Linked DNA regions of Homo sapiens: all the other regions are linked to region 1. A link is a contact called in ENCODE Hi-C or POLR2A ChIA-PET data. All regions are on one chromosome and are shown on one strand. Each heading gives the region's core, a stretch centred on a gene start or an enhancer-like site at or near the end of the contact. The rest is flanking DNA. Distances are from core to core; before and after follow the strand shown. Region 1 holds the start of TBILA (TGF-beta induced lncRNA). Region 2 holds the start of NAA50 (N-alpha-acetyltransferase 50, NatE catalytic subunit). Region 3 holds the start of USF3 (upstream transcription factor family member 3).

What was found. A loop is a pair of places that touch in the nucleus more often than their neighbours do. ChIA-PET counts read pairs that join two places held with the same protein, here RNA polymerase II (POLR2A). Pooled maps may share reads with other maps.
Region 2: a pooled map shows a loop between it and region 1 (8-fold over the local background). The contact joins the promoter of NAA50 here to the promoter of TBILA in region 1. A Hi-C loop is called at or near these places in 1 of 168 maps with a recorded cell type or tissue (naive thymus-derived CD4-positive, alpha-beta T cell), 3 of 37 single-sample maps with no recorded cell type and 8 of 50 pooled maps.
Region 3: a pooled map shows a loop between it and region 1 (8-fold over the local background). The contact joins the promoter of USF3 here to the promoter of TBILA in region 1. A Hi-C loop is called at or near these places in 1 of 168 maps with a recorded cell type or tissue (naive thymus-derived CD4-positive, alpha-beta T cell) and 8 of 50 pooled maps. POLR2A ChIA-PET finds 5 or more read pairs at or near these places in 1 of 52 experiments (OCI-LY7).

The regions. Positions count from the first base shown.
Region 1 is chr3:112,131,358-112,134,983 of GRCh38, forward strand. It overlaps TBILA (TGF-beta induced lncRNA), which reads left to right and starts at 2,066. Exons shown (of 1, transcript NR_157393.1): 1 at 2,066-3,626. It overlaps GCSAM (germinal center associated signaling and motility), which reads right to left and starts at 1,891. Exons shown (of 6, transcript NM_152785.5): 1 at 1,735-1,891. The coding sequence starts at 1,763. It also overlaps a transcript of C3orf52 not described here. RefSeq lists enhancers at 1,497-1,556, 2,037-2,216.
Region 2 is chr3:113,744,164-113,747,789 of GRCh38, forward strand. It overlaps NAA50 (N-alpha-acetyltransferase 50, NatE catalytic subunit), which reads right to left and starts at 2,086. Exons shown (of 5, transcript NM_025146.4): 1 at 1,779-2,086. The coding sequence starts at 1,786. It overlaps ATP6V1A (ATPase H+ transporting V1 subunit A), which reads left to right and starts at 2,872. Exons shown (of 15, transcript NM_001690.4): 1 at 2,872-2,950. RefSeq lists enhancers at 930-1,666, 1,270-1,419, 1,667-2,402, 2,403-3,138, 2,460-2,829 and a silencer at 1,990-2,109.
Region 3 is chr3:113,694,907-113,698,532 of GRCh38, forward strand. It overlaps USF3 (upstream transcription factor family member 3), which reads right to left and starts at 1,736. Exons shown (of 7, transcript NM_001009899.4): 1 at 1,464-1,736. RefSeq lists silencers at 1,067-1,456, 1,477-1,946.

The sequences.
Region 1 (3,626 bases), core at 816-3,315:
TATTTGATCTGGAGAGACACGGTTGGGGGGGTATGCTGACTAGATGATAACTGGGTGTTGGGGTGACAATGAAAATTAGATACCAATATATACAAGACTTTTGAATACGTTAACGGAAACATTTTATTTAATTATTTTAATGAATTTATTTTTAAGACTGGGTCTTGCTATGTTGTTCAGGCTGCCCTCAAACTCCTGGGCTCAAGCAATCCTCCTGCCTCAGCCTCCTGAGTAGCTGGGACTACAGGTGCATGCCACTGCACTTGGTTCAAGGGAGACCTTTTAAATCATCATAGAAATAAAGATGTTGGGCAAACTGATCAACTATTTGGAAAAAAATTTACATCTGACACCATATATTGAATATATGTTGCCAAATGTAAAATAACAAAATCAAAACTTATGTGAGTTGATTTGTCTTATCTTAGGAAGAGCAAAGAATTTTAAGCATGAATGCAATGGCAGAAACCAAAAAGCTTTCTAGATTTAAAATCGAATTTTCTTTAAAATAAATAAAAAACCATAAGAAGTCCAAATAGCATAAGATGTGTGCACCTTGGAAAAAGGTTTTTTTTCTTACATAAAACAAAATTTTAAAGTAAAAAAATTTTTTTAAAGTTTTTTTGCACTTATTCAGTGCACGTGATATGCCAGAAACAATGCCAGGAACCAGGAATTCAAAGATAAATAAGAAACAATCACTACATTTGAGCATCTCATATCTAGTAATAAAAATAGTAATTTATATAATTGTTAGAACAATGCTAGAGTAGAAGATTGACAAGGGGCTGTGACAACCCAGGGTAGAGAAGTCTCAGACAACATGATTCTTAGGAAGGGACATGAGATATTCCACAGGACCACCAATCCTCTTTTCGGCAAGTGGTCAAAAGTGGGCTACCATTTTTTCCTGTGTTCCACTCTCCAGTAGCATGAACTGAGACCAGGGATTCCAAACATAACCCTGTGAAGACCCCCTCTGGCTCGCTTACTCTCTCTAGATCACCCCACTTTATACCCTAGAGATTACCTTGTCTGTGGTGGCACTATTTTGGTGGCACGGCTTTGATATTAAGGAAGATGATGGTCAGAAAAAGAAAGCAGAAAATATCTTCTAATTTTGAACCCTACTTTATGTCAGGCACTATGCTAGCACAATACACACTAGAACTCTCTAAGGTAGATATTGTATTATTATTTCTACTTAAAATAAAGAGGCTGAGGTCCAGAAAGTAAATCTGAGTTCTGTGCCTATTTAATCTAGATGACCTCTGCTTACCTGCTTGCAGGGAGTGCACATCAAAGGAAGACTCAAGGTGGCAGGAAGCTTGCTGTTTATTTCAAACTTAAAATAGTGGCTGAAAGAGGGTGGTGATTTTGACCTCCTTGTGGAGCATGAGGAGCTCAGGAGAGCATCTCCTTCCCGGGCTTTCAGAAAGTTGTTTCATTTCTTAGGTGGTAACCTATTATATAGACCTTCCTTGGTAAAGTCTTTCCACCTTTCAGCTATTCTCCATCAGCTGCTCACCATGATTCTTGGGAGAAGGCAAAACCTATGGGAAATTTAATGTGGTATCTGGCACAGAGTAGGCACTGAAGGCTTGGCAGTTTCCTTACCCAACTACTTTCTACCCCAACTTAGTGTGCTAACTGTATACTAGCTTTCTTTTTCTCTTCCTTGCTGTATTGTCCTGTCCCATCTCCTCTGCTCTCCCACAGGGAGTCTAGACTTACCTGTTTTCTCTCAGCAGAGAATTTCCCATCCTCTCAGTCCTCTCAGGGCTTCCCCTCCGTCCCTTTACCACTTCCTTCTTGCCTTGTGCTCTGACAGGGCAACTCCTGACTTAAAGAAAGGGCTGTGTGGCTCTGGCCACCCGTGCAGAGACAGCAGAAAGGAGAAGGGTGTCTCTGCAGAGGGAAGGAAGAGGCTGGGGGAGGAGTGTTAGAGGCACGCATGTGCAGAATGTCCTAACATGTCAGTGCCTGAACCAACCTGGCTGTTGGCCATAACCAGCAACTACCCGTCAATGAGAGCTTCGAACCTCTGGGGAATCCCAGGTCTGAAATTACAGATGGGCCATGGGAGTTTTTCCACTACAGATATTTACGTTTATAAATCACGTTGTCTTCTTAGAAAAGTCAGAAGGAGGTTAAAACAGTCAAGCCACAGACCTGTAGAAAATATAGTATCAACAACTCTCAAATCTGAAAACAAACACCCAGTAACAAAATGGGCAAAATATTTGAACAGACATTTCACCAAAGGAACTATACAGATGAACATTAAAAGATGCTAAACATTGTAGTTATTAGGGAAGTGTAAATCAAATCCACAATGGAACACTTTTACATACTTATTACAATGGCTATAAAACCCTGACAATATCAAGTATGGCAAGGTATGCAAAGCAACTGGAAGTCTCATGCATTGCTGATGAGAATGCAAAATGACAGCCTTTTTGGAAAGAAGTGATAAGGACAGAAGGCAGGGCTTTACTGGGTAGAAGAGGGTGGTTCACTGGCAAAGGTCCCACCCTCAAGCCTTGAAACCGAAGCCCTAAATGAGAACAGTTATCCCTGTTATCCTGCCCAAATGTTACTCTTTAGCCTGTCCAGCCCCCCTATCCCGTGCCCATATAAACCCCAGACCTCAGCTGGCAGACAGACAAGCGGCTGAACATCAAGAGGAGAAGAAGCAACTGAGTGTCAGAGATGTGGCTTAACTTCAGGTGGCATGACTTCAGGGAGGAGCCCGGCCAGAGACAGCAGACTTCAGGGAAAGGTCACTTTCTTCCTGCACCATCCCCTTTGCAGCTCCCCTTCCACTGAGAGCCACTTCCACCATTTAATAAAATCGTCCACATCCATCAACTTTCAAACCATTCATGCAACCTGATTCTTCCTGGATGCTGAACAAGAACCTGGGTACCAACAGGGCAGGGTGTAAAAGGCTGCCACCCTGACTCTCCATTGAGTGGGTTAACACTTAGCTGTCCACGGATGGCAACTGCTAAAAGAGCATGAATTGTAACACATCCCTAAATGCTGCTGTTGGGCTGGAGCCCAAAAGTGCTCATCGAAGCCCTGGCACCCGCTTGCCTGCGTGCTCCCGCTCCCACAGAGAGTTTGAGCATGGTGGTGGCCAAGTAAGTAGGCCACACCCCTGTCGCAAGTCCCGAGAAGGGGTCAAGGGAACTCTCCCATCTCAGAAGTATGGCAATTTCTTATAAAATTGAACATAGGGTTACTGTACAACCTGGCAATTTCACTCCTAGGCATTTAGCCAAGTGAAACTTATGTCCTCTAAGACTGTGTGTACAAATTTTTATATGTGCTTTACTCATAATAGCCGAAATACCCTGGAAATAGCCCAACTGATCTTCATTGAGTGAATTGCTAAATAAGCTCTGTGTTATATTACATCCACACAACAGAATCCTGACCATCATTGAAAAGGAGTGGACTATTAATACATGCAATAACTTGGATCAATCTCAAATGCATTACACTAAGTGAAAGAGACCAGACTTAAAGCCTACCTTCTGTGACATTAGAGATAAGGTGAAACCACAGGAACAGAAAACATATTAGTGTTGCCAGGAGCAAAAGGTGGGGGAGGTGTTGAC
Region 2 (3,626 bases), core at 836-3,335, 1.6 Mb after region 1:
CAAGAAGTGCAGTATATGCCGCGTTCAGTGGCTCACACCTGTAATCCCAGCACTTTGGGAGGCAGAGGTGGGTGGATCGCTTGAGCTCAGGAGTTTGAGACCAGCCTGGCCAACATAGTCAGACCCCCGTCTCTACAAAATATACAAAAAATTAGCAAGGCGTGGTGGTGCGCGCCTGAGGTCCCACCGACTCGGAAGGCTGAGGCGGGAGGATTGCTTGAGCTGGGGAGGCAAAGGTTGCAGTGGGCCGAGATAGCGCCACTGCACTCCAGCCTGGGCAACAGAGCCAGACCCTGCCTCATTAAAAAAAAAAAAATGAAAAGAACAAAACAAAAGGAGTGCAGTATAGCAGAAAAACAACATTCTCCAAATATGTTGGATTGTATCTGAAATAGCCAAACTTCCAAGATCATGATTCAAGTGGAGCAAATACTTCCTATACCCGTCAATTATATTTCCCTAACTGGAACTCTTTACAACTTGATGTGAAACAATGCAGGTACTGTGAATAGTTCATGGTTCTTAAACTTTAAAGATTATTAGTACAAAACATACAATTCAACATTAGAATAAATATCCAGTATTTAAAGGAAAATTAAAGTAAGGAAACATGTTACAGACCTAAGACCAAATTAAACTTTCTTGGAATCTCTTCAGGAACCTCAAATACCGATACACAGAGGTAATATTTAGGTCCTTGTTTGGGGCAGTATGAGATTACGTTGAAAGTGACTTTTATTTCATCCTCAAAAGTGCTATTGAATAGTTGGAATGACTTCGTTAACTTAAAACATAGTTACGACTTCTTAATCGACTTACAACAACAAACTATGGCATCGCAGAGAGCTTTTTAACGTTTATGAGCTTCATCTCTTTGAGGGTAAAGACAAGCTCCAAAACGGCTTGAGACAATGCTTCGGAAAAATGTTACGTAATTAATACATTAAAACTATACAACTTAATGGTAAGGAGACATTTCATAAAAACTTAACCAGTCGATCCAAAATAATTCCTAATTTTACGTAAGAGGCAAACGGTGAAAGACCGAACATTAACTTTGCCAATCACCTGAAAGGAGCAGCGTGGTAGAACTACCCAGGACCGCCTCAGCACTCAGGGGCAATAGTGAACTACTGAAGCAACAGCTCCACCTACTGATCCACCCTATACTTCCTTAAATATGTTGGCACCCCAAGTCTACAGTGATCGCGCTCTCTCCCCCTCCTCCACTCGCTGTGACCCAACCCAAATCTAGTTGAGTCACTAGCTCTTAATACTCATCCCCGTGCTCTTTATTCCAATTTCTTCTTCCTCCAGAAGGTTCTGCACAGCTCCCAAGCGTGAATTAAACTGAAAGGTGTCAAACACCGCAGTTCCAGAGTTGAGTCTGGAGGTGGAAGACAACCAAACCACTCCACCTGGAGCTGCGGGCCGGCGTGGCTCAGCGGTCCGCTCCCGGGAAGGAGGCCCCGGGCGCTTCACAATAGCCTTTCCATGTTGCCCCACTCGGTCGCTTCTCCCCACTCAACAACCCACACTCGTCTCCGAACCGAAACCCTGAAGCCCCCCGGGTCTTGCCTCCGCTGGCCCTTCAGCCCGCCAACAGCCCGAGCCTCGCCTCCGCCCCCTCCGGGAGCCGAGGGAACTGAGAAGCAGAGAAATCTCCCTCCGCCCGTCTTCGCCCTGAATCTCTCCTCGCCTTTGCGGCTCTCCCCCTCTACATGGGCCCGGACCCTTCTACCCCACCGGCCGGGCCCTGCCCGGCTGCCCTTCCTCACCCTTTCATCTTCCCCGCCTGCTGAGGCCGTCGTTACCACCGATATCAACGCCGTCGTAGTCGCCGCCCTTAGGTCTCCGCACCCTTAGCTCGGGCCACTCAACCCCGCAAGCCGGCCTCCTAGCCTGGGCAGGGAGCTGTGCGAGCAACGAAGGCCGCGAGAGTCGAGTGAGGGCTTGAGTCTGGTGGGGGCGGGAGTGTCTCCCGCCGCCGCGCTTGTGCCGCCGCTTCTCCACACGTGCACTCGGGTCTCTCGGCTCCCTCCCGCCGCTGCCGCCAGCCAGACCCGCTGCCGCGCTGTGACCTTTCACCCCGCCCCTCGCGCGCCGGCGCGCCGCCGCCTCACGCGCAGCCGCACTGCTCGCCTCCGCGCACCCTGCCCCCTCCACTCCGGAACCTCCATCTTTCTCCTGGACTGGGCCTTCTGGGGTCATGCTCCTCCCTCCCACCCGCTTACGACACTGCTTGTGGGGCTGGCTCGGTAGGCCCTGGCGGTAAAATCCAGATTTTTCCACCCCTCCCTCTCTTGTCCCATATCCGCAAGATAGTTTTTCTCAGCCCCGTTCTTCCCAGTTTGTGGTCTCCAGAGTGACCTTCAAACGCTGTTGCCTCCTAGTAGGGTTTTATAAAGTTAGTTCTTCTAAATGTAAAGAAATCTGTGGAAAGCTCAAGTTTAAGTTAGGTGTTTTAAAACAAACGTAGTTAACAATCGGCCAGATAGATTGGCTACCCTCCAGCACGCCTCAAGTTTTAAGATCACGTGATTGGCCCAAACCTCAGAGCCTGGAATTTTACCGGCGGACTCCAGAGGGACGGAACGCCACCGCCATTTCCTGTCCCTCGATTGTGGCGTGAACGTCACTTCCTTAGCAATGCGCTTTAACTCTTGCTGTCCACATTTTCCACATTGTACTTTATAACATACTCTTTGTGAAAATTTATCTTTTATTTCTTTAATCCAAGAAAATTAATATTCAAGGGATCCGTAAAAATTCAGGCCCCCCGAGATGTAGAGCGCTGGGATGGAGGAGGCAGGGCGGAGCTCGACGTCATGTGACTGGTTGGGCCCGCCCCCCCCCCCCCCCCCAACCTGTGCAGCTGAGGACTTCCCCTCCGTGGTGACAGCCTCTGGGTCCTCGGTCGGTACAGTCTCTGCACCTCGCGCCCCAGCAGGTGAGCGGCGACCGGTAACTGGCGAGTGGTGGGGATAGAGGGGGTGGAAGGAGGCAGAGGAAGGAGAGAAGGGAGAGTGTGAACGGCGACTTTTCTGCCTGAGGCTTCCTCCCCGCTGTCACCCTGCACCGGCAAGGAGCTCATTTCTCCTTAACCCCCGCTCCCCCAAGTGTGGTCGTTCCCGCTACTTGGGGATTCAGATGTCCACCTTTCCCAGGGTTGGAAGTGAGTGCGGCCATTATGGTTCCCTACTCAGAGCCTTTGGGGCTTCGGGTAGCAGATTGTTTCAGCCATTTCACAGGGTCTGCAGTAGACATTAGGTCCCATTCCTTAAAGCCCATTCTTTGGCAAAGGTCCTCACTGTCCTTACCCTCAGCTCAGGGCTGAGGAGCGGGGAGGTAGCAAAAACCCTGGAGGCAGAGGCGTCTCCGGTGAGACAGGCTTGGGAGGGACTGTCACTGATACGGCCCTCACTGCAGAGTCACTGTGAAGCTTCCCTCCGAATGTGCTTTCTCAGTGATTCTAAGGATTTTATCTGACATACCTGCAGGGAAGGTTCCGTAGATGTTCACGTGCTTCGGATGGGACTAGAAAAGTAAAAGAAGGGCTTTTACTTTTTCTTCTCTGCAGAGAGGACAGTTGAAGGAATACTGTCTTCAAAACAGGAGGTGTTAGT
Region 3 (3,626 bases), core at 486-2,985, 1.6 Mb after region 1:
TGGTGGCATGCACCTGTAATCCCAGCTACTCAGGAGGCTGATGCAGGAGAATTGCTTGAACCCAGGAGGCGGAGGTTGCAGTGAACTGAGATAACACCACTGCATTCCAGCCTGGGCGACAGAGTGAGACTCTGTCTCAAAAAAAATAAAAGAAAGTTTACGAACTTGTCTTCTTGTCTTGGGCCGCATTAAAAGCCGTCCTTGGACGGGGGTTGGAAAAGCTTGGCTTAGGCTAAAGCAAAACTGCTTTAGGATTAAGCATTCATTCTTGCATGGATACATTACACTACTTCTGCTTTCAGAAGTGCAATTACAATGTATTTTACTTCTTTTGTAACAAATACTTTGAGTACTTAAAGAGAAACAACACATGTATCCCAAACAGCAACTCTGTACTATGTTAAACAAGAGTTCTATGGGAGAGAAAAAAGTCATCAAGGTGAATGGAGAGTAGGACAGCCTGTTGATCCTTCAAAAGGCAGGTTTGTCTGTTTGGTTTTCTTTACAAAAGAGCAAACCTGGGAATATGTTTCAGGATCCATGTAACTCACCGTAAGATTTATTCAAGAAATCTGTACGTTGTTTATAGGTAAGGAAATGTCTTCTTTGCCTACACAGTTGGCCACGACTGTCTTGATCTGTGTGGTGTTAGGTTACTGTATCTACTTGATGGTAAAAATGTTACAAGAACGGAAGTTGAAATTCTGCACTTTGGTTTATGCAGTCTCATATTTCCAGATAAAGTTAATAAACGCAAAGGACCATATCCCAATGTAACGAGGAGGGTTGGGAGGACAAGCTTCAAGAACGAGTGGGGTGAATTCAACTATCAAAATTGTAAACATGAACAAGAGTCCAGGAATCTTATATTTCATCCGGATACATGAAAGTAGATTTCAAGAGTTGGTCATTCACTTGCACTGCTTCTACTCAGAAAGCAAAAGAACGGCTTCTAAAAAGAAAACACAAGCCTAACACTTCGACAGAGGGGTGAGAGGGAAAAAGCAAGCCACATGAGTCTGACGAACGGGTACGAAAGAAATTCAGAGGGCAAGGAAAGAAGGGGAATGAAGAAGACAGGAAAAGGTGAAGGAGGCGGGCAAAGGCCATCTGGTGTGAACCTGGCTGCCCAGCTCTTTATGCACCCAGGGCAGCGTGGGGCCCCTCTCGCCCCGCGCGCATCTAGGAGCTGGGGCGCAGTGCGAGCCCCCCACGGGCCTGGCAGCCGGGGACGCAGGGCGGGCGGGAGATGAGGGGTGCGCTCGCCGCGGGCGCTGACGCCCCACCAGGTGCCGCACGCAAGGGTCCCCAGGAAGGAGGCGCACTTAGCGCAGCCCTGGCCTCCCGGAGCAGGAAGGGGGTGGGTGGAGCTGAGCCCGGGGCCGCCCTCCGGAGCCGCCCCCGCAGCCCTGGCCCCCGCCCCCCGCCCCGGCTGTCAGCGGCCCCCTCCCGCAGTCACTTACCCGCCGGCTGCGCGGTCTCGGCCGCGGTGGCGGCGGCGACGGCGGCGACCCCCGCCTGGGTCATGATCCCAGGAGGGGAAGGCAGGAGTGTCTGACCGTCTGGGCGAATCTCTCCGTCCGCGGCCACCGCCTGCTCCTCCGGGGCTGGGGGAGCGCGGGCCCAGGCCCTCCTCTCCCCCCGCCCCCGCCGCCTCTTTTTGCGGCCACCGCAGCCGCTGCGAGCCCGAGCCCTCAAGGCCGGAGACCCGGCGGCAGCGCGGCCTCAACTTTCCCAGCCCCCCTCCCCCCGCCCCTCCCCGCCCCTCCCGCGGCCGCAGCTCAGCAAGCGAACAGCCTACCCTGGGCGCGCCGCGTTCCCGCCTCTTTCACTCAACCCGCCAATCAGGCTGCGGGAACGCTGCCGTGGTAGCCAATAAGAAGACAGAATGCCGTTGCACTACGCTAGAGGGCGGGAGGAGGCGGAGAGGAAACCAAGGAGTGAACGGGGATCGGGCGGCCCAATGAGGAGGGCCGGGGGGCGGAGGTGTGCAAGTTGGGTTGAAGAAACAGGAAATATTCTTAAAGGTAGAGTGACGGACAGGAAGGAAAGCCAGTAGGTGAATGGGAAAGAGGTGGGCCTGGTTCCTTAAAGGGGACGCCTTGAGAACCTAGAAAAGAAGGTGTTTTAAGAAACTTCTTTGTATCTTCTTCTGTGGTCTCTTTTCTTCGTCTTTCGGTAGGAGTTTGGAAGTGGAAAAATTGAAAAGGAAGAGGGCACGGAAGTCTTTCGGAATAGTTAGCCCCTCTTAACGTGGAGGGCAGGAAGGTGAGAAGATACGTCTTAGTAAATGTGGAGAAGAAAGAATCAGACGTTTCCGACTTCTCGATAACTGGAAGATTGTTGCTGACTTGACGCTGCTCGCATTCGTAGGCTGTGGTCTCTTGTCATCCTTTATTTGCAACAACACACAGATTTCTGTGAATTGGAGATGGCCATGTTCAGAAATGCCCTGGGGGCCTCCCAGCTGGGACAAGGGAGTTTGGCATTGGGGGATGGGGTTTGAGATCTCAAGCCTGGGTTACTAAATACCTGGATCTAGGAGAGGTAGGGCCAGGGGTCACGAAATGGAGACCTGAGTGCCCCTTAACTCCAGGATCTGTGTGGAGCCCTTGGAACCGTGATCACAACTCCCTCTTCCTAGTTTCGCTTCATATTTTATAACCTCCTGCTGAAACAGGTGTCCTCCACCTAGTTGCGGTTATAGATTTCCAAGCCCTTCCACAACCAGATTTGGAAATATCCCAGATCTTAGATGTCCGTGGGCTAACTTCCAGAAGGTGCACACAGGGCATGGCATAATGGGAATTACTTGAGCCTGTATACAGAAGCAGCAGACATCGCATTGAGCAAAAGGGTAAAGGCTAACAGTAACGGAGTCTTATGTTTGTACAGCAGATTGAAAAGCTATGATGAAACGGAAGGCCTGTAATGTTGCTTATAAACTGTGGTACTAATAAACAGGCTAGAAATTTTCTTTAACTCATCCATCTAGGCACACGAAGTTCTAATTAGCCTTTGAACAGACTTGGCACATCCAAATCAAAACTGCAGATAAGAAAGATTCTACGAGTCAGAGCCATAATAGCAATGCTAATAACATCACCATAAAATTGTATAGTATTGGTATGCTCAGCCATAGGAAACAATTTCCAGTGTGTTCAGAATACAAGGTATTTCTCGTTAACAAATATCATATCCAGGGTGTGCATGATTTCCTAAACAACTGCAATGCATCAATTCTAAAGTAAAAACAAATAGTTTTGATGATTCATGAAACAGAATTTAACCATTCCTTTAGATCACCTTTAAAAAATACACATTAATATATTTCTGGCACGATATAGACGTAGAAAAGAAGAACAATTTCCGTTTGATAAAGATCAGAATATTAGCTTTTTAAATTAATCCTTATTACCTAAGTGTAGCCTAAATCCCAAACAGGGATTTTTCTCTTTTCTTTTCTTTTTCTTTTCCTTTTCTTCCCTTTCCCTTTCCTTTCCTTTCCTTTGTTTTCCTTTCCTTTCCTTTGTTTTCTTTCTTTTCTTTTTTCCTGCGACAGGGTCTCCCTCTGTTGCCAAGGCTGAAGGTCAGTGGCACTGTAACAGCTCACTGCAGCCTCCACC